5 separate regions of the Homo sapiens genome follow, and regions 1, 2, 4 and 5 are each linked to region 3. The links are chromatin contacts, found by Hi-C or POLR2A ChIA-PET in ENCODE. All regions are on one chromosome and are shown on one strand. Each heading gives the region's core, a stretch centred on a gene start or an enhancer-like site at or near the end of the contact. The rest is flanking DNA. Distances are from core to core; before and after follow the strand shown. Region 1 holds the start of GFI1 (growth factor independent 1 transcriptional repressor). Region 2 holds the start of BCAR3-AS1 (BCAR3 antisense RNA 1). Region 3 holds the start of MTF2 (metal response element binding transcription factor 2). Region 4 has its middle 28 kb from the start of BCAR3. Region 5 holds the start of BCAR3 (BCAR3 adaptor protein, NSP family member).

Region 1 (4,238 bases), core at 1,252-3,751, 590 kb after region 3:
TCATCATGGTGAGAATCAAATGAGGCAAACATAGAAATGTATTCTGGAAATGGGGGTATTGCCCCTCCCTGGGGTTTCAGGATCACCCACTTTTCCCATGCCGTCCCACAAAGGACAGAGATCATAATTGTAAAGCTTTGTGAAAAAATAAACAAGATACTGGTAATATCCTGTTACAATTTTCTTTTTGAAAATGTCTCAGCCAGGCACAGTGGTTCACGCCTGTAATCCCAGCATTTTGGGAGGCTGAGGCAGGAGGATCATTTGAGGCCAGGAGTTTGAGACCAGCCTAGGCAACATAACGAGACTCCATCTCCACTTTTTTTTTTTTAATGTCTCAAATCTTCTGTTGTAGGGAAATTCTGATCTATGAGAGGCTGCTTGAAATAAATGGGCTACTGGCCAAGGCTTGGAAATGTTTGTGGTATGAGAAGGTCAGTTGTTATTTGGCATCGACAGATACATTATTATTGCTATTTAGAAACAATTAGTTTCTAAATATTTGAAACAATTAGTTTCAAATTATTGAAAAGGCAGTAAATGTAAAATTATTCCTTTGGAAAGACCCTATTTATAGAAAATTGTGCCTCAGGTATACATTTTGCTTACCATTAGATCTATTTCAATTCCAAAGGAATATATGGAGGGAGAGGGAGTATTTGTAGCTTCTAAAAATGTTCATGGAGGGGTGGCTTATTCTCTTTGCCCTTAGTTTAATAGAAGCAAGAGGTAGTTTGGAGTAGCAGGAAGTCAGAGATGGGTTCATTGTATCGTTATTTCTAGTCCTAGCTCTTCACTGTCCTTGGCAAGGTTCTTAACCTCTCTGGGTTCCCCTCTTCTTACCTTTCTCCTATTCTTCCCCAAGTGTGGGAGTCACACTTCAACACTATACACCCGGGAGTGTTGTGTTGTTAAAAAGTATTGTTAAATACTTTTTAAACGTGTTGAATACTTGTTAAATACTTTTTAAATGTGTATTTATTTATTTGAGTTAGTACTACATACACATGGTTCAACATGTAAAAGACATAAAGGGAAATTCAGTGCCATCTCCCTCCCACCTGCTCCTTTCTGCGTGTCCCTGTTCCAGTTCTCAGTTTTCTTTTTCAAACTCAGAAATCCCAAGAGTCTGTGAAGGGCAAATGAAAAGCAAAATGACTAGACTAAATCTGAATGAAAGGGATTTATTCTAAGGTGATACTGCTCACTGCTCAAGGTGCTTATCTGCCCCCTTCATGGGCTCCCTCAAGTTTTCTGAGACTTCAAACAGCAACACTCAACTAAACTATAAAATAGTCACAGCACCTTTTCGAGAAATTTTGACTTTGAACTTGCTAATATGCAAAGGAAATAGTCCAACCATTTCTCTAGAACTTGGTTGATAAGAAATTTTATTTTGTCCCATTTATAATTTTATTCTAAAAATTTGTTTTTTTCTGCTATCGAGTAGGAGAGAAGGGAATAAGGGAAAGATTTGTTTTTGCACTACTGTGAGATTTTTATACCTTAGGCCAGGACAAAGCACACAAGAAATAAAATATTAACAAAATGTCCTTAATTTTCCTTTCTGACCAAAATTGCTTGCCTCTGCATTTATATATAAAGAAGGGATGTGTTGAGCAAATGAAGGAGGACAGCTAGGCAGACAAGATTTGCCCAGCGCCTGGCATACAATAGGGGCACAGGTCATTGCTTAACAAAACGTATAATTTATTAATACATGCTCGAAGCACTGCTATACTAACCAAATATTCCCTGCAAAATTTTAAATTTACAGTGCAAAATAAGAATAATTTAAAAACTGTTTCTAGAAAAAGAGCTTTAAGGGCTTCCCCCCCCATAACAATTTAAGATTAACCTAGAACATGGTAGTTATTTTGCAAGAACTGGGGAGCACCACTCTCTTCTCCTTGTGCATGTCTGACATTGGAGGCCTATTGTGCACGAAGTTGTGATCAAAATCCAAGTCAATTCATTTTGAAAAGTAACATGACTACAACATCCATCCACTCCAATGAGCAAAGGGTGTAGGCTTTGAGTATACACAGCAGGCCACACACTATGGGTCATGGCATACAGTCTAGCGTTGGAGGTTGCTGCATTTGTTCATGTATCTATGAGTTAGGTTTTAAGTTTTTTCCCCCTGTTCTATTAATATAATTAATTAGTTAATTAACCCCACTCATTCATTTACTCAGTCCACAGCCTTTTGTTAAGAGCCCGCCTAGGACATAAAGATGAAGATCCAGTGCCTACCCTCATGAAACATAGAATCCGAGCGAAGAAGGCTTACTTTGCAATAGTCATCCAAGTGGTGCTTTTATGGCGCTTTACTGCTCCCGCCAACACCCAGTGCCTGGGTATGACCTCAGGCGGTGGCAGAGCCCGCGTGCGAGGTCCCGCTCTCCCTGGCTTGCCCCGGCAGGGCGGAGTCAGCCTAGCAGCCGCCGGCGCTGCCCCCGCGCGGCCTTTAATTTTGCAGCTCCGACCACCGGAAATTAGTCGAAGGCTGAGCGGACCCGGTCGAGAGCCGGCGAGCTCCGCGCAGGGAGGGTGCGCCCACCGGTCCCGCCGGGCGCCCGCGGGACGCGCCGCCAGGGCCCTCTCCGCCGGGGGCTCGGCGCTCGCCCACCTCTTCCAAATTTAACCATTACCTAAATCCGAAGGGAAATGAGCAAACCTCTCGGATTGGGTGTCAAGGTATTTTCAGCCTCGTTGGGCGTATTTATCCCCAAGTGTTTCCACAACAAGCTATTTCGGGGCCTGCGGGGCAGGTTTCGCTCTGCGGACGCCGTGGCCACTCGCCGGGCTCCAGGCCGGCGGCACCGCGGGCCGGTGATTCACGGTCCCGACCCGGGGGTGGTGCAGCCCTAGGAGGCGGCGGGGTCGGGGGTGGGGGGGGCGGGTGACCGAGGCCTGAGGGGCGGGGAGGGTCCTCGGAGCGGGGCGCCCCCCACCCCTCTCTCGCCAGTCAATCTGTGTCCTCAATCTGTGGCTTCTCTCGCTGCGGAAGTCTCCCTGGAGCCAAGAATAGTTCATTTTCTTTCAAGTCATTTCTAGTGCCTAAGTGTCCGGACCTCCAATTTCCCCCATCCCCTGCCGACCCACAGGGAGAGAACTGGGAGGACTACTAAGGGGCGCGCGGGACGGGCTGGAAAGGCCAGGCCCCCCACCGCCTGGCCACTTGCGCAAAGGAGCGCGCCCGGCCGCCCGACGGGGGTTGGGAGCAGGTCTGGGAGGGCTATGCGAGCGACTCAGTAACGCTCAGGAAGTGAAGCTTGTGGTTTTGGGGGCTGAGCTCGGAAGGAGAATTTTTTTTTTTTTTAAGTCAGAGAGATAGAGCGGTCTCTCCCGAAAGCAAGATTCCGTTTGAAAACTCTCCTAGCGCGGTGCCCGCGCCGTGACTCCGCAGGTAGGTCCGCCGAGCCTGTTCTGCGCCTCCTGCCCTGGTGGGGGCGGCCGCGGGGACTCGCAGAGCACTGGCACTGCGGGGGCGATCAGAGGGCGCGGGCGGTTTCCCACCTGCTGCGGACCGCCGTGCGGGAGCCCAGAGAGCTCCGGCAGCTGGGTTAGGGCGCGACCCGCGCAGTGTGACTGGAAATCTGGAGCTGGGGGCGCGCAGCAGGCGGTCTGGTGGTTCGGCAGGGGAGCCAAATCCACCAGGGAAGGAAACATCTGGTGGGGAGGCGGCGGCAGCTGCGCTCGGGAGGACGCCCCCTTAGCGCCCTCGGCTCCCTCCTTCCTGGGCCCGGACGGTGAGGAGAGGCCTGAGCGCGCGGAGGGGCCGCCCCACCTCCCGCGCCAGCTGCAGCGCGGGGTTGCCTTCCCACGCGCTCGGCCCAGGCCCCGGGGCCCCTATCTCCTCCAAACTCTGTCGCTCCCCACAGGAACCAGCAAAGCGGGCCGGGGTGCGAGAGAGGCGTGGGCTTACAGCCCGGGTGGGGAGGCGGCCTCCGCGTCCGCCTGGTCTCTGGTGGCGCCAGCCCAGACCCAGCTCCGGCGCTGACAGTTACCCCGCCCCCATCTGTCCCGCTCCCAGCCAACGTGGGTCCAAGCTGCAGCGGGACCCTCGGGACAACGCCACTCCGTTTTTCTTTTCTTCCGAGTTTCGTGGCTGTTTAAAGAATTGGGTTTGGGGTTTGTGGCGTCTAATTGTACGGACGAGAAGTGCAGGAAGCGACAAAGCTCTAGCCCTAGGAGCCACCCCGGAGGGAGGCGGATGGCACTCTCACCCCTAG
Region 2 (3,930 bases), core at 475-2,974, 510 kb before region 3:
TGCAAAGTAGTGTAATAGGCCGGGCATGGTGGCTCACGCCTGTAATCCCAGCACTTTGAGAGGCCAAGGTGGGTGGATCGCTTGAGCCCAGGAGTTTGAGACCAGCCTGGGCAACATGGCAAAACCCTATCTCTAAAAAAAAAATTACAAAAATTAGCCAGGCATGGTGGCACGTGCCTGTTGTAGTCCTAGCTACCAGGGAGGCTGAGATGGGAGGATCGCTTGAGCCCAGGAGGTTGCTTGAGCCCAGGAGGCCAAGGCTACAGTGAGCTGAGATTGCACCACTGTGCTCTAGCACAGTGAGACCCTGTCTCAAAAAAAATAAAATAAATAAACATTTTTAAAAAGTAGTGTGATAAGTAATAATTTTGTGGCTCCCATGGGGGTTTGAAGGACAAGCTGGGAAACTTGGGAGAACCACAGGGACACAGCCTTTTTCTGTTCATGGGACTTTCAGCAAGCGGTTCCTGGTCAGCATGCCTGGTCTTGCTGGGAACTGGGCAGGTTTCCAGGTTCAGTTCACATGTTGTAAGCAGGCATGGTTCTAAATTAAACCTGGAGCCACCGCTGTCCACCCAGCACTCACTGCCATGGCCACTGTGCAACGCCGCAGACCACTGATTCTCAAACATCTGAGGTGAAGGACCAGGGTTGTCTTTTTAAATTTGTTTCACTTTCCTATCTGTCATAAAAATGAAATATTAGAAATGTGAAATAAAGACAGACTTCTGTTATTAGATTCAAGAGACATAAAATTGCTCTGTCCATTTGCCCTAAAAGTTTCTAAAGACTGACTCAATTCCTGAACATGAGTTTACCAACAGCAAAGAAGTTAGGGCCATCGCTACCAGCCCAAGGACTGTGCTTTGGGCCTCACTGCCCAGAGGCCCAGGATCTAAGGCCAGAAGGGAACAGCTGCCCTCCCCACGCTATGTCAGGACAGTCCTGAAGGAGAATGAGGAAGCTCTCCGCTGGGAAGAGAGCAGGCTGGGCTGCTGTGTCTTGCTGTCTGTACATCTCTCTGGCCCTTCCTGCCCAGCTGCTTGAGTAGACTGGTAAAAGGAACCTCTTGGTGGACTCTCCTACCATAGTCCCCATGTGCAGGTGAAAATTTTATTACATGGTTGCGGCCGGAGAAACGAAAGGTCACAGCTCTTTGTAATCATTATCCAGGCTCCCCTACCTGAATGCAGGCTGTAGCATAACTGGTTGGATTAGTGAAGCAGGCGGTCACCTCCAGCTGGCATGGCCTGGTGTGGCCTGGGCAGGGTGAGCTCATGGTTGACTCTGTGTTGCAGTTCTCCAAGGAGAGGCACATCATGGACAGGACCCCCGAGAAACTGAAGAAGGAGCTGGAGGAGGAGCTGCTCCTGAGCAGCGAGGACCTGCGCAGCCATGCCTGGTACCACGGCCGCATCCCCCGACAGGTACCTGGTCTTGTCCCTTCCAGAGCATACACGGCTGCTCTCAGGCAATGTACAGATTGATGACCCGCAGGGTCCCACTCCGAGGCCACATGGGCGGAAGCACCTGTGTAACCAAAAACAAATACTCTAAAAATGACTTCATTTAGACCCTTCTCTAAGAAGACCTTGGGAAGAGCTGAGGTCAAGAACCCAAAGCACACATCCACATGTTCAGGAAGTGAAGGGACAGCCAGCGCTCCTGGGGTCTGCAAGCACAGCGTTGTGGGAGGCAGCAGCCACAGAGTCAGTAACCGGAAGAACTAGGAGGGCGGGCTGTGGCCCAGGTAATTGAACTCTTGGCCAGCTGCCAGCAGCCTCAGACCATTTGCAGCCCCTCCTTCTCAAGGCAGTGGCTTAGCTTCGGGAGGAGAGAGGGCAGGTGGCCCAGATCAACAAGGCTGCCTCTGCCCCATTGAGCTGGCAGTTATTCACACTCTCCATCACTTCCCTACTGGATCCTGTGACCCAGAGGTGGGAAAAAAGGGGAATTAAACCCATGACCACAGACTCATGGCCCAGAATATACTTTGTGATCGTCATTTGGGTGATTGCCATAAATAATGTTTTTTCATTTAATACTGTAAAAATTGAAAAATAGAGTAAGTCTGCAGAATTGAGGCATAGAATTTCCCTTGGGTTTTTATTGTAAACCTGATCTGGCCAATCATTAACCAAGGACAACATGACAGGAAGTGTGTGGACAGGGGCTGGGGGGAAGGGCATCATGTCGTAAGTTTTTTTTCTTTTTTTTGAGACAGAGTCTTACTCTATCACCCAGGCTGGAGTGCAATAGCACAATCTCAGCTCACTGCAACCTCTACCTCCTGGGTTCAAGCGATTCTCCTGCCTCAGCCTCTCTGGTAGCTGGGATTACAGGTGTCCACCACCATGCCCTGCTAACTTTTATATTTTTAGTAGAGACGGGGTTTCACCATGTTGGCCAGGCTGGTCTCGAACTCCTGCCCTCAAGTGATCCACCCACCTCAGCCTCCCAAAGTGCTGGGATTACAGGCATGAGTCACTGTGCCCAGGCTTTTTTTTTTTTTTTTTTTTTTTTAATGTAGTAGATTTCTTGGCACAATCAAATAAATAATTATTATTCTGACTTTGTTTTTTTAAGTTTAAAATTGATTGTAGAAAACATAGATAGCAAAAAGAAGGAAATTAAACTCTTATCCATAATTCTCCTCATAATTCTCCTGGGGATAACCACGATGAATACTTTTGTGTACATACATCCTCCCGGGCTTTTTGAAATCAAGTATGAGATTGTACTACATATACTTTTTTGGTAGCCCATTCTACTCACTTACTATGTCCTGGGAATTTTCACCCACTGTAGAATATTCTTCTGCACCAGCCTACATTGTATGTCTGTCCACGGTATGCATGCACTACAATTTACTGGACACATAGGGTGTTTCTAATACTCTGACCAATATCCTTTAAGATTGCTGTGTTCATACCTACAATTATTTTCACAGGCTCAATTCTAAGAAGTGGCATTTCTATGTGAAAACATTTTTAAGGCAAAGATGCAATTTTAAAGTAACCATGGTAGCCTACTATTTTGACCTAACAGAAGTATACTGTTGATCAAATGTTGGAATGTTCCAGAAAAATTGTCAGAATTATAAAACCGATACTATCACCACCGTCCGTCTCCTTATCATGGTCATTACATTCGTTTACTACTTGCATGAGTATTAATTTTCAGTGATAAATCGTTCCAAACTGGATAACTGAACACTATAACCATAACCGTAATAACGAGTTATTGCTAACATTTTAGCCCCTTAAATCTTTGTAGCCATTCTATAGGTAATATTATCATTTGTGTTTTTCAGATGATATAAGTGAGCCACAAGGAGATTATGTAATTTGTCCAGAGTCATACAGCTGAGCCAGGATGCAAACCCAGGTGGTCAGGCTACAGGAACAGCCAGGCTGCACCACATTATAAATTCTCCAGTTGCTGTAAGCAGCAGCATCATGCTTGTTAACTATTTTTGAGCATCCACTGTGTTCCAGTGCTTACATATGTTATGTATACAAATACATAACCCTGATAGTAACTGTAAGATGAGGGACCCCAGCCTGACTTTGTTCTAGGCCTTCTAGCCAGTAATTGGTGTGTCCAGAATCTATACCCCAGTCCTGCATGTGGACTCCTCCTCCCCACTGGCCAGGCCTGGAGAGGGGCATCTTAGGAGAGGGCCCCTAGGATGACTTCTAGACACCAACAAATACCCTTCTTTCTCTTCACTCCACTTGTTGGGGAGGGAAAATCAGGCCTGCCAGGCACACATTTTCTCATTTCTTATTTCCTGTTTCATTACATCATTCAGGTCTGTATAAACGTCATGTTCTTGTGACACCTCCCCAACCACCCTATTTTACTGGACAGCCCTCATCCCCTCCCCGGCACTTCCTGCCTCCTTTCCTGGTTTACTTCTTCCCTGAC
Region 3 (3,835 bases), core at 1,032-3,531:
AACAAAGTACAAAAATATTAACCATCAAAGATCGTTCATGGAAGTGTCGACTAACTAAAACAGCAGTTAAGTTTTACTTTCAGAACCATCAAGCTACAGATGTTGGTCATGGCAACTCCTCAGAGGCAAATTTCTCTGTTAAAATATAGATTAACAATATACTGTCAGTTTCCTCAAGTCAGATGTAAAGATTATGCTGAAAAATGATTAAAGCAAATTATCCTTCAAAGATCCCACAAAAAGGAATATTTATAATCCATGAAATCAAAGAGTTAATGACCCACAGTAAAATACACAGAATGTCTTTCCTAACAGAGCTTTGAGGCAACGGGGATGATTTAAAGAACTATTAAATATAATTGTGTCATCTAGAAAAAAGGCTTAACAAGATGATTTCTGTACAACTAGTTCTAAAACTGTGTATGCATTTCATCCTGATAGTTACACATTTCCGTTAATACCCACTAACATTATAAATGTAGTATCAGGAAGCAGGTGTGTTCTTAATTCAAATATTTAGAACATTTTTAGCACTTTAAAAAACTGCAGGTGAACTAATTTTAAAATGTGAATTCAAATACATTTTTATATTTAGGAATCTGAAAAAACAAGTCATTTTGTATTCCCTCTCAAGTTATAACTAAACTATAGGGCACTTAAAGCCATCAGTCAAAACAACTCCCTTTAAAGCATTTTCAAATCTTAAAAAGGTTATTGTGAATTTAATTACATTTTATCCACATTAACTACTTCTACATACAACTATCTTTGAAATTTACTGACAAAAAAAAAAAAAAAAGGAATTCCCAAGAGAGAATGAAACCATGGAAATTGAAACCAGCTTGTAGGCTAGGTATACAGGAGGGTCACATGGAATCCATCTGAAGGAGAAAGTAACTACTATTACTACCGGAGGTTCTGAAGTCAAATTAAATCAGGTACTATTTACATATTTCTAGCTCTGTACTGACCTCACATGGTGCCTTCCTATGTATTACACACAGGCCTAGCTAGGTTTTCACATTTAAGTTAGTGTTACATGGTTTCTATCTTTAACCAAAGTTAAATGTTTTAAAGAATAGAGTAACATTCCATAAGCCTTTTCCCATTGTTCACAAACCCTTGCTGTTAGTCAGATTACCCCGATAAATCCATCTGTTCCCTCTAATTGCTTCCAAAGAAAAATTCTAGCAACCAAGGACACCAGATTGTAAAACACAGAGTTAGAGTTCTGGCACTACCGAAATATGTTAAGAAATCTTGGCAAATTGGTTAAAATTCCTTGAGCCGTAATTACCTCAGTTGTAAAAATGAATACAATACAAATCTACATCCTAGACGTAGATTATATGAGTTAGGTTTAATTAAACACAAGAAAAGCCTCATATTTTTGGTGAGCTCCAAATATAAGCTACCTAGCTTTCCCCCATCTCACTTTCCCTCCCACCGCTTCCCTTTAAGCTTTCAGGTTGTGCTTCCAACCTCCACTTCAGTGTGTTCCCCTTATCCTTACCAGCACTTACACTCGACCCCCTTTACTCCAATTCCATACAATTCCACCCTCCGATTCCAAGCTGCTACTTCCCTTTGCGCACTGCTAAGGTCCCAGGCAGCCCTCCACTCTGCTCCCCACATTTCCCTCAGCCCCCATTTCCCAACGGCTCCTCCTCTCGGCTCCCCACCCCCTCGTCACCAGGTTCATCCTGCCCCTCCAACCGTCTCCCGCCCCCAGGTTCCTTCCTGCCCTCCAAACACAGCTTCCCCGTCTCAACGTTTCATCTTGTTCCTCCAACAGACTCCCCCAACGACCTCCTCGCTCCTTTAGTCCCTATTTTCTCCCAACACTCAACTGACTACTCCTCTTCATCCATTCTTTTCAATATACACATAAATGCAAAGGCACCCACATACAGGAGCCCCCACCCCCACCTTGGTCCTCCATCTTTCCCTTTTATACTTGCTTCCTTTCTTCCTCCTTCCCCCAACCCCCATCTCCTCCGGAAGAGTCGGTTCCCAGGCCAAGGTCTCTCACCTCATTCGGTCACTTCAGTGGTGCCAACCGCTTCATACAGGAAAAAACAACCAATCCGTCCCCGTGGGCGCTTCCCCTGCGAGTCCGAGCACTTACTGGGCACCCGCCCCACCGGGTACCCGGCACATATGCACGCACAAACCGAGGTCCTTGGAGACAAGGGTTGGGGGTAGAATGAGCGTTCTTACACCGGCCTCAAACACAGCCCACTTCAATACAGCCCCTCGCCATTTTGGTTTCCCGCGGACTGCCGGTGCATTCTGGGAGCGCGGAGCGACTCCGGTGCCGAATGGCAGCTCTCCAAAGCCGCGGGGGGGCAGGGACTGCGCGGCGAGCGCGGAGGAACACCGCGCCCTGCGTCCCCGACTGGGGCTGAACAAAGAAGGACTCTTTAACGTTGCAGTGAGGCTCAGTCCTTCCGCCGCCGGGGCTAACACAATAGTGAAAGCTGCGCTCCTGATCGTCGGCAGGCTGGCACTGTTATACAGGAAAAGGGTCGTGTGCGACCTTCGGTGTGCGTGGTCGTAACGGTGCTCTGTGCATCTTGCTGGGCCGATTTCTTTTCCCTGGAGAAAACCTTAACTGAAGCACGTTTCCTCTACTTTCATCCTAAGGCCTGCTGTTAGAATTTCCTTCAGAGGGGAGAAGACCCAGGATGTCGAGATTAAATTTTATTCAGCGATTCACTGTCCAGTCCCAAACTCCTTATCAGGAGCTGCTTTTATGAAAGACTTTCAGACGATTTTTTTCCTAACGATGAAAGGTTGTTTTCTGTTTACCCGCTTTGCAGTCCTTCCTAGTTGTAATGAAATCTGAGAATAGTCCCCTGCAAAATGGTTTAAGAAAACAGAATTGTTTATTAGTGCAGACCCTTAGCCTGCCCAGATTCTGCTGCCTACAGGGGTCCCAACTGACAAGCTGTGAGATTGTATGCTTGTCTCTTTAACTTACACCTAGATACAACCCAGCTCCTCTTAGTAGCCACGTGTGGAATCTTTATTTATAATTTCGTCAAAATATTTTTAAAGCCATTTTATATTTTTGTCCCATATTATGCCACAGGGATAGTGAACACCATATTTTTTCTGTCTCTGAAAAAGTACCTTTTGTGGTCTAAGCTCATTTGGCTCATACTTCAAAAGGGGTTCCCTCAGCCTGTGATCTCAGAATTTGGCAAATAAGCATATTCGTTTTATCCAATACCATTCAATACTTTAAATATTGTGGTCATACCCTTCCACTCCTCTGCTTCTCCTGAATAATAGTCCTAATCTTTTAAGTCTGTCTTCTTACTGTACCCTCACTGTATCTACTTACCTACTACCTTTCAGGTTTCACTTTATTTCAATTCTCATCATCGTCTCTCATAAATTCGTCTTAAGTGACCTTCATACGTTGGCTGAGGAAAATTTTGACTTAAAAAAAGCAGATGCAGCCGGGCGCGGTGGCTCACACCTGTAATTCCAGCACTTTGGGAGGCCGAGACAGGCAGATCACCTGAGGTCGGGAATTCGAGACCAACCTGATCAACTTGGAGAAACCCCGTCTCTACTAAAAATACAAAAATTAGCCAGGTGTGGTGGCACATGCCTGTAATCCCAGCTACTCGGGAGGCTGAGACAGGAGAATCGCTTGAACCCAGGAGGCAGAGGTTGTGGTGAGCCAAGATCGTGCCATTGCACTCCAGCCTAGGCAACAAGAGCAAAAACTCCATCTCAAAAAAAAAAAAAAAAAAGTAGATGCATTCCCATTCAGGAACGTGGCATTAAGGTAAATAAATAAATAAAATATTAAAAAGTAGAT
Region 4 (4,270 bases), core at 1,514-4,013, 630 kb before region 3:
GCATTTTTTTCATCATCTAGTAGAGTTCTATGCAATGTCCATGTTTTGCAGGTCACAAACATGAATAAGACAGGATTCTTGTCTGTAGGTGCTTCCTTAGCAGTGAGGCAGACAGGCTAAGAACAAGATGAGGACAACTAAAGGTAAAATGTTCAAACTCATCCCTGTAAGAAATACTTTGCTTATTGAGTCTCTACTATGTGCCAGGTACTGTACTAGGCTCTGGGGATACTCTGGTGTGCTGTGTTTACAGAAATGGTTGCACTTTCCCCTTTTCCTATATCCACACCCCTTTGCGGCTTCTTCCATTAAAGTTGAGTCTATTCTCCACCGATTGAATCCAGGCTAGCCTCATGACTTGTCTTGGCCAATAGAATGTGGTAGAAGTGACATTGTACCTCTTCCAAATCTTGCCCTTAAGAGGCCTCATACCTATCCATTCTCATTCTTGAAACTCTGTAGCTGCCACGTGGACTCCCCCAGGCTAGCTGGCTGAATAATGACAGACACATGGCCCTTTCACTTTCATTGTCCCAGCCAATGGTCAGTCACCTGACAGACATGAATGAGGCCATTTGGACCCATACCATACAAGTATATCTTAAGGGAAAGGAAGCGATAATTAAGCCAGCCTCCCACGATGGCCCCAGAGATCACCATTCTGGTATTCACACCATGTGTAGTTTCCTCCCACACTGCATCAAGGGTGGTCTGTGTAACAATGGCACATGGCAGAAGGGATGATGTGTTGCTTCTGATATTAGTTCACAAAAGCCTGCAGCTTCTATTTTGGGTGCCTTCTCTCTCTCTTTCTTATCATTCATTCTGGGAGAAGCCAGCTTCCACATCCTGAGAACACCCAGTCAGCCCATGGAGGGGTCATATGGTAAGGAACTGAGATCTCCACCCATAGCCTGAGAGGCACTGAGGTCCACAATGAGTGAGCGTGGCAGGAGATCCTATAGCTCCAGATGACCAAAGCCCAGGCTGACAGCCTGAATGTAACCTCTTGAGAAACCCTGAACCAGAACCATCGAGCTAAGCTGCTCCCAGACTCATGATCCAAAGAATATGTGAGATAACAAATGTTTGTTTTAAGCTACTAGGTTTGGGGGTAATTTGTTATGCCAGAAAAGATAACTGACAAAAAGCGTTAGCTAGATAAAGCAGGGGGAGGGGATGGAGTGTTCCAGACAGAGGGAATGGCATGATCAAAGGTCCTCAGGTAGGAGGGAATACAGGACCAGAAGAAACCGAAAGAAGACCAATGCGACAGGAGTTCAGAGAGCAAATGAGGCCGAAAGGTTGGTGGGGTCGAGACCTGCTGGGTGTGGCCTGGGGGTCTTCCTAACAAGTTTGCATTAGGAGCAACAAGAAATCAAATTATTGAGGGACCAGCATTAGGGGCTTCAAGGAAACCCAGATATCCTGGCTAGGATAAAGTCTCTCCCTGCCAATCCTCCAAATTAGTAACTTTGGGTTTTTAGTTTTCCCTACTCAAAGGTGCCCTTCAAGGTCTCCAAGGGAAGAGGCAAAGGGAGACGTAGCAAACATCCAGCATGGTATGGGTAAGGCTTCTCCAGCTCCAGCCATGCCAGGCAGCCAGGCCCAGCAGAGAGCTGTGCTTCCCTGACTGGTCAGGACTGGTCCCTCCAGCAGGGGCAAAGCCAGAAACAAGGGGTACAGGTCCAGGGAGGGAGCCCACTTCTTGATCAGCCTTTCTTGGTTCCCAGCTTCCCAGCTTCCCACCCCCTATCCACCGGGAGTGAGTTTATACTGTTTTACAGAGACTAGGACACTTGAACTCATATTTCATTCTCTCATGGATTTCGTCCAACTGGCCTAATCTTTTTTCTCTAAGTGACAAAGAATCTAAAGATATGGAATGTTCCCCAAAACAACTTTGCAGAAAAGCAAAATAAACACAGCATCGAACAGGCCCATTCATTTCATGAATTGATTATAGAAAGATAATTTCTATTTTTCTTTTAAAAATATATATTTAAGATAGAGATATGAAAAAATTACATGATGATCCATCAAGGAGATACATTCCACCATGATTATGTTATAGCAGCAAAGCCCTAGTCCTAATATAGGACGGTTGAGTTGATCAGATAAAGACTTTTTTCCCAATCTACAATCCTATAGATTGTAAATACAATTTTTAAAAACTACAACAGTTTTCCATTAAACAGCCTTCCTTTTTCTCTTCCCATCTCTAGTCTAGGAGATATTCCCCTCCCTCCTTCTTGCTGTTCCAAGGACAATCAAGGGGGACTGCCTGCTGAGCATTCACTAATGTCAATCCTAATCTAATGCCAGTAAGACATCCTTATACAGGGTCACCCACACTAAGAGAGAAGGCTCTGTGTCCTGGAGCCCCTGGCCAACACCTGTACAGATCAAGACCCACTTCACTGAAGGGCAAGGGACCAATCTGAAGACAGAGTGTGTTGTCAGAACATCAGTGCTTGCTCAAAACCACTTCCCAATTGGGCAGATTCATTGGTCTCTCTTTCCCTTGAGTGTGCTTTGAACAGACCGCAGGCTGGCTTGGAGGGACAGGAAGAAGAAGAGATGCAGCTGTAAATCAGTGTCACCTCTCCAACTCAGGGTCAGAGGAGGAGAATGTGCCCACCTCCAGGAAGGCCTGCTGTTATCAGATGTGCCTGAGCAGTCATGAGCACGCTGCTCTGCTGCCCTGCAGCCTGTGGACTCCCCCTCGTTCTTCTCTTTTGCAGCCTGGAAACAGATGCCCTTGGGAGGGGAAAAGCTCTGACTTCATCGGGGCTCCCAGGCCCTCCCTTTTCCAAACAGAACAAAGCCTACTTAGCTTATCGCAGCACTTCTCCTTGTGATTTTTTTTTAATTGGCCTCTTCACATGTGCAATCGACTCTCCTGATATGAAAGTTGTGAGCCCTGTTTTTGCAAGCCCGAAGCTTAGAAGCTGATCCCCACGAGCATCAACAGAAATCATCTGAATGCTCTAAGTACTGCCAGTGCTTGCTAAAAAATAAAACAGCCTGCCAACCTCCTCCTGCCTGTGTCCTTGGCACAGCCCTGGCGGGGCAAAGGAGCCCCAAGGACCCCATTGTTCTTTGGAAAGAAAGAAGCAACTCCAGCCAATTCAGGTGTTTGGGGGATTATTGAGATGGTCTTTTTTTGTAGATATGATGTGGTGGTGAATAGGGTAAGTTATATAGGGGACTCTATGGTGGTGACATTTGAAAAGATTGAAGAGTGAACTGAAACCGGTTTCTGTGAGCCCAAAGTTTTATTCAGCCAGTACAGTTCTAGAATTTGCTACTAATATGTTTATTTTCTCCCAAAGATCTTCTCCTTTTCTGAGAGTAATGGGACACTGGGGAGAGAACTTATGGACAAAAATATGGGGACAGAAAAGATTATGACAATTTGTAAAGTGTCCACACTGTTGGTTGGATTAGCTATGTGAGATGATGAGGGAGAAAGAGAGAAAAACAGGCAAAACCAAAAAAGGCCCCTTGGAAACAAAGTTAAGATGGTTTTTGGACTCATCCTACCTCCTGTGGGTTTAGCTTAACATCAGTCCCATCTGCCAGAGGCCGGAGGCAAGGTGCTTAGGGGTTTAATTGTTCTGTGAGACCCTGAAGCAGGATGAGAAGTGGCCTGGTGTCAGAGTAGAGCAGTTGGCCCATTACTGAAGGTCATGGTTCAGAAGTTCTCAACTTACTCTTTTCTCTATTCAGGTTCTATATAAGTGAGCAGTAGAAGGATATGGTTATCTCCTTCCTTTATTGTAGCAGTCTGCGAAGTTCCATTTCCTTCTTGAAACCTCTGACTCAATGGCTAGAGGAACCCTCCCGCACCCCTCCCCTCCTGTCTATGCTGGCAACTTTTGAGCCGCCCCCTCGGCTTACCACCTTGCAAAACCTGTCAGATCCATTGCTTTTACACACTGCTATTTACCTCGTTGTTTATTTTGTGTATGTGGGTCATCTGTTGTTTAGGTTAGATTGAAGTCTGGCTGTGTTGGTGTAGTTAGCTTTTGATTATTTCCAGAAGAAAGATAGTACACCATATCCATACAAGCATTTAATATTACGTTGTTTTCTTTTTGATCTAATGTCCAGCTTCAGCCTAGAAAACATCCTGAATGATCCAGGCTTGGGGACCGTCAGAGCTATTATTATTATTTATTTATTTATTGAGACTGAGTCTCACTCTATCACCCAGACTGGAGTGCAGTGGTGCGATCTCAGCTCACTGCAACCTCTGCCTCCTGGG
Region 5 (4,187 bases), core at 1,641-4,140, 600 kb before region 3:
AAACACCTGATTCAAATTCAGATTCTGCTTCTCACTAGCTATGCATCTTGGCACACAGTAGGCATACGACAAGTATTTATTGAATGAATTTATGGTTGAAGTTACTTAACCTTCCTGAGTCTGTTTCCTCCCATGTAAGATGAGGATAGAGATGCCTCCTATCTCTCAGGGATATTGTGAAGACAAATGATAGAATGTGTCATCAATTCTAGTGATAATTAATGAAACCTGCTATGTGCTAGGCAGTTTCACATCCATTATTTCCTTGACTTCTCATGGAAACCTGTGAGGTGGGCATATATTCACTTACTCATGAGGAAATGGAGGGACTGAGGGGAAGAATGGCTTGCCCAAGGTTTTCTTCTGGTCTTTCTTTATTGCTACCTCCCCCATGCTCTGCACTAGAAACTTTGTAGGTTATGCAGTAGATACTGTATAGTAGGTACTCAGGGAACTTTGAAAATCAAGAAAAACTAATGTTTTTCCACTGTTCTCAGTGACACCTCAGAGCAACAGAAAATCAGTAAATGAATTTCGGATACTTCGATTTAGAAATATACTAGCTGGTCTGTTTGACATTCACTGCACTAAACACTTGGGGGAAAATACAACAAAAATCAAATATTCATGCTTCTAATGAAGTAGGAAGGATAAAGACTAACCCACAAAAACACTCATAAGCGAAAGGTACTCATTCTAAAGGATGCTGCACTTAGAATCTTGTAGACTTACCAACAACTGTTTCTAAGAGGGATTAAAATGGTACACCCAATACAGTACAATTAAAAAAAATTTCTTTGGAGTAAAACATACAAGCAGAGTCATGCACAAATCAATTGATTTTTATAAACTGAAGGACAGGTGATTTTTATAAAATGACATGGATTAATAAATAGAATATTATCAGCATGCAGAAGTCACCTCTGGGATCCCTTTCTGTCATAATCCACAGCTCAATATAACCACTGTCTTCACTTTTAACATCACAGATATGCTTTGACTATTTTTGAAGTTTATGTAAATGGAATCATATAGTATGTACCCATTTGCGGCCAGCTTCTTTCACTCAATATCCTATTTGTAAGATTCACTCATCTTGTTGAGTGTAAATGAGTTCATGCATTCTTATTACTATGTTGTATGTTACACAGTTTATCTCTCTTCTGCTGATGGACATTTGGGTTGTTTTCTTTTTGGCCGTCATAAAGAGATACATTATAAACATTTTTCAACATCTTTTGGTGAATATGTGTATACATCTCTGTTGGGTGCACACTTAGGGGTGGAATTGCTGGGTCATAGGATACATGTTAATTTAGCTTTTCTAGATAATGCCAAGCAGGTTTTTAAAGTGGTTGTAAAAAGTTCATTTTGACGAGCAGTATGGTCAGGCCCTTTAATTTTAGTCATTCTGGGTGGTATGAAGTTAGATCACATTGAAATATCAATTTGCATTTTTGGGATGGTTAATAAATTGAGATATTTTCCATATGTTTATTGGCTTTTTTGAGAAATGCCTGTTTGTCCTCTCTTGAGGACAGTTGAAATATTCTGCCTGTTTTTAATTGGATTTTCTGCCTTATTCTGGCTGATCCGTAGGTGTTCTTTATATATCTGTAAACAAACCTTTTTTGGATGTATGTGTTGCAATTATGTTTTCTCACTCTGCGGTTTGCCTTTTCACTCGTGGTGTCTTTTCATGAACAGAAGCTCTTAATTTTAATCTTGTCCAATGATGAGTTTTTTTTCTTTATATTAGTACTACATGTGTTTAAGACATCGTCTTTGTCTACCCCAAGGTAATGAAGATTTTTTTGGACATTTTCTTTGGATCGTGTTATTGGTTTACTTTTTACCTTTAAAATCCATCTGGAGGCCGGGCGCGGTGGCTCACACCTGTAATCCCAGCACTTTGGGAGGCCGAGGTGGGTGGATCACCTGAGGTCAGGAGTTCGAGACCAGCCTGACCAAAATGGTGAACCCGTCTCTACTAAAAATACAAAAATTAGCCGGGCATAGTGGCGTGCGCCTGTAATCCCAGCTACTTGGGAAGCTGAGGCAAGATAATTGCTTGAACCCGGGAGGCGGAGGTTGCAGTGAGCCAAGATCATGCCGTTGCACAACAGCTTGGGCAACAAGACCGAAACTCTGTCTCGAAAAGAAAAATTCCATCTGGAATTGACTGGGGATGGGGGGATTCAGTTGATCCAGCATCATTTACTGGAAAGAGAGAGCTAATCTGACCCCCAATACAGCACAGCAGCACCTGACATAAATCAAGTGACCACATATTGTAAATCTGTTTTTGGACTTTATTCCATTGGTCAGTTTGTCTATCCTTCTACTATTTCTATGACTTTATAATGGATCTTGATATAAGATAGTGTTAAGTCTTTTCCAGTGGGCTCCAATTTTTCACCCCACCAAATCATCTAGTGCTGAAGTGCCACCGCCAACTCGCACTTTGCTTTCAATACGTCCATACGAGTGCAATTGATTTGCCTGTTCCCGTGGATGGTTCATTTGTGGTTACCTGGGGCTTTGTCTCATCAAAGCCCTTCACATTGAAAGCCAGCCAGGTGTCTGCAGACGAGCAAAGCAGATCTGTTGGGTAATTAAATAACGCGGGGAAGGGGAAGGAGTGGATTCGACGAGGCTGTCTCTGGAGAGAGCTTCAGAAAGGAAGTGATCGAGCTATACTTGAGGACTGGCTCCTTGGGGAGATACGAAGAGAGCCAAACTCTAAAATCCGGGCAGAGGAGGGCCTGGCTAGGTCACCGAATGTAAATGTCTCGGGGGGTTCCGCAAGGCAGCGCGAATCGGCTCGCCGGGGTGGGGCCGCGGAGCCGCAAATCACCAGTTGAGGGCCGGAGTGCGCGCCGCCGGCTCAGAGCTGCGCCTGCTGCTGGCCGGGCGGGGGACGGGGCCGGGACCGGAGCCGGAGCTGCGGGGCGCACCGGCTAGACGCGCGCGGGATTCTCGGCGGGCACGCCCCGCGGACCATGAGCGTCCCCAGCTCCGGGAGCAGCCGCGGCGCGGGCGGTGCGAGGCCGGCCGCGCGGCGCCTTTGAGCCCCAGCCGGAGGTCCAGAGATCCTGAGAGCCCGAGCGCCCAGCGCCGCGCCGGGAGGTGAGTCTCCGCCGCGCGCCCAGCGTCCTCGGGGTGCTGTTCCTCCCGGGGCGCCTGGGCCTCCCCCACCCCGGTGAGGACACGCTAGGAAGTTTGTTGGACAAAGTTAGGCTCTGGGGAAAGTAGAGCCGGCGTTTGTTGGTCCCTACCCACCCCCGCCAGCGGATTTGGCGTTGGGGGCGGGGGTGACTGAAGTGGGGCTGGGGCTTGCGCTCTCCAGGCCCTCCGAGCGCGCTGGGACTCCCCGAGACGTGGCCCACGGCGGGGAGCGCTCAGCGATTGGCGGCCAGGCATCTTGCTCGGTGGCACTCGAGCGGCATCTTCCCGGGCGCTGGCCTCGCCCGACCCCCTGCCCGTCGGAGCTGCTCTGCCGGCCACCCCGCCCTGTCCCGCCCGTCCCCTCTTCGCAGAAGCCGGCCGGGGTCGGGCAGATGCGAGGGCCCAGAGCGCTCTGGTGGAAGCCCAAGGCTCCGAGGAGGCGAGTTTCTCCGGTAATCTCTTGGGAAGTTTGCAAAGAAAGCGAAGGAGCCTGCCCTGTAACTGTTGACAACATCTCCCTCCCTCTCTCCCTTTGTTGAGAAAGAATGAATAGTTGGTTGTGTTGCTCCCTCTGCGTCGCGGTGGGGAGAGGCGAGGGAAGGCAAAGGAAGGGAGGGACGGTGGGAAGGAGGTTCCGATAGATCGTACAGCCCAACTGTCCTTACCCACTTAGGCCGCTGAGGGCGCCGCCGCTTTAAAACGGTGTAATCAGGTGTAGACACTCGTCGAGGAGGAGGTTGAGCGGACTCCGAAGCATCTGGCAAGGCGGCGTGTTCCGTGGGGCGGCGGGTCGGGTCATGGTTGGGGTTAACTCGCTTGAAGCAAGGTGCAAAGGAGAAAAACCATTTTCCTAACCTCATATCTGTTTTCGCTTAAAGCTGTTAGCTGAGATGGAAAGTAGAGCCGTGCATTCAGATTGTTTTAAACCTTGACTTTATCTCCCAAGGCTACACAGACCTCCCCAAGGAAAGTACGCTGGCCGAGGGAAGGTCATTTTGGGAGCTGATAGCCTCCCTTGT

The links. Hi-C counts contacts between places; a loop is a spot of excess contacts on that map. ChIA-PET counts read pairs that join two places held with the same protein, here RNA polymerase II (POLR2A). Pooled maps may share reads with other maps.
Region 1: a pooled map shows a loop between it and region 3 (10-fold over the local background). The contact joins the promoter of GFI1 here to the promoter of MTF2 in region 3. A Hi-C loop is called at or near these places in 2 of 37 single-sample maps with no recorded cell type and 8 of 50 pooled maps. POLR2A ChIA-PET finds 5 or more read pairs at or near these places in 2 of 52 experiments (OCI-LY7 and Panc1).
Region 2: a loop to region 3 is called in a pooled map, with 26 times the contacts of the local background. The contact joins the promoter of BCAR3-AS1 here to the promoter of MTF2 in region 3. A Hi-C loop is called at or near these places in 8 of 50 pooled maps. POLR2A ChIA-PET finds 5 or more read pairs at or near these places in 4 of 52 experiments (GM10248, HEK293, HEK293T and 1 more).
Region 4: a loop to region 3 is called in a pooled map, with 2.8 times the contacts of the local background. The contact joins the enhancer-like site here to the promoter of MTF2 in region 3. A Hi-C loop is called at or near these places in 3 of 37 single-sample maps with no recorded cell type and 9 of 50 pooled maps. POLR2A ChIA-PET finds 5 or more read pairs at or near these places in 1 of 52 experiments (K562).
Region 5: a loop to region 3 is called in a pooled map, with 6 times the contacts of the local background. The contact joins the promoter of BCAR3 here to the promoter of MTF2 in region 3. A Hi-C loop is called at or near these places in 1 of 37 single-sample maps with no recorded cell type and 7 of 50 pooled maps. POLR2A ChIA-PET finds 5 or more read pairs at or near these places in 2 of 52 experiments (B cell and WTC11).

The regions. Positions count from the first base shown.
Region 1 is chr1:92,485,188-92,489,425 of GRCh38, reverse strand. It overlaps GFI1 (growth factor independent 1 transcriptional repressor), which reads left to right and starts at 2,501. Exons shown (of 7, transcript NM_005263.5): 1 at 2,501-2,700. RefSeq lists enhancers at 2,295-2,344, 3,245-3,394, 3,317-3,917 and silencers at 2,465-2,674, 2,765-2,874, 3,495-3,544, 3,745-3,924.
Region 2 is chr1:93,589,762-93,593,691 of GRCh38, reverse strand. It overlaps BCAR3-AS1 (BCAR3 antisense RNA 1), which reads right to left and starts at 1,724. Exons shown (of 4, transcript NR_034091.1): 1 at 1,184-1,724. BCAR3 (BCAR3 adaptor protein, NSP family member) reads left to right here. Exons shown (of 12, transcript NM_003567.4): 4 at 1,299-1,427. RefSeq lists enhancers at 1,362-1,521, 1,028-1,528.
Region 3 is chr1:93,077,729-93,081,563 of GRCh38, reverse strand. MTF2 (metal response element binding transcription factor 2) reads right to left here and starts at 2,281. Exons shown (of 15, transcript NM_007358.4): 1 at 2,033-2,281. The coding sequence starts at 2,037. RefSeq lists enhancers at 2,238-2,532, 2,469-2,718.
Region 4 is chr1:93,707,629-93,711,898 of GRCh38, reverse strand. It overlaps a transcript of BCAR3 not described here. Among named protein-coding and RNA genes, the nearest start is that of BCAR3, 28 kb to the right of the region's middle. RefSeq lists enhancers at 392-451, 582-631, 4,018-4,067 and silencers at 552-846, 3,748-3,877. Within about 2 kb of position 2,763, at least 11 of the 41 ENCODE cell types and tissues checked have a DNase peak (open chromatin) inside an H3K27ac peak, as active enhancers do.
Region 5 is chr1:93,680,540-93,684,726 of GRCh38, reverse strand. BCAR3 (BCAR3 adaptor protein, NSP family member) reads left to right here and starts at 2,890. Exons shown (of 12, transcript NM_003567.4): 1 at 2,890-3,129. RefSeq lists a silencer at 2,868-3,147.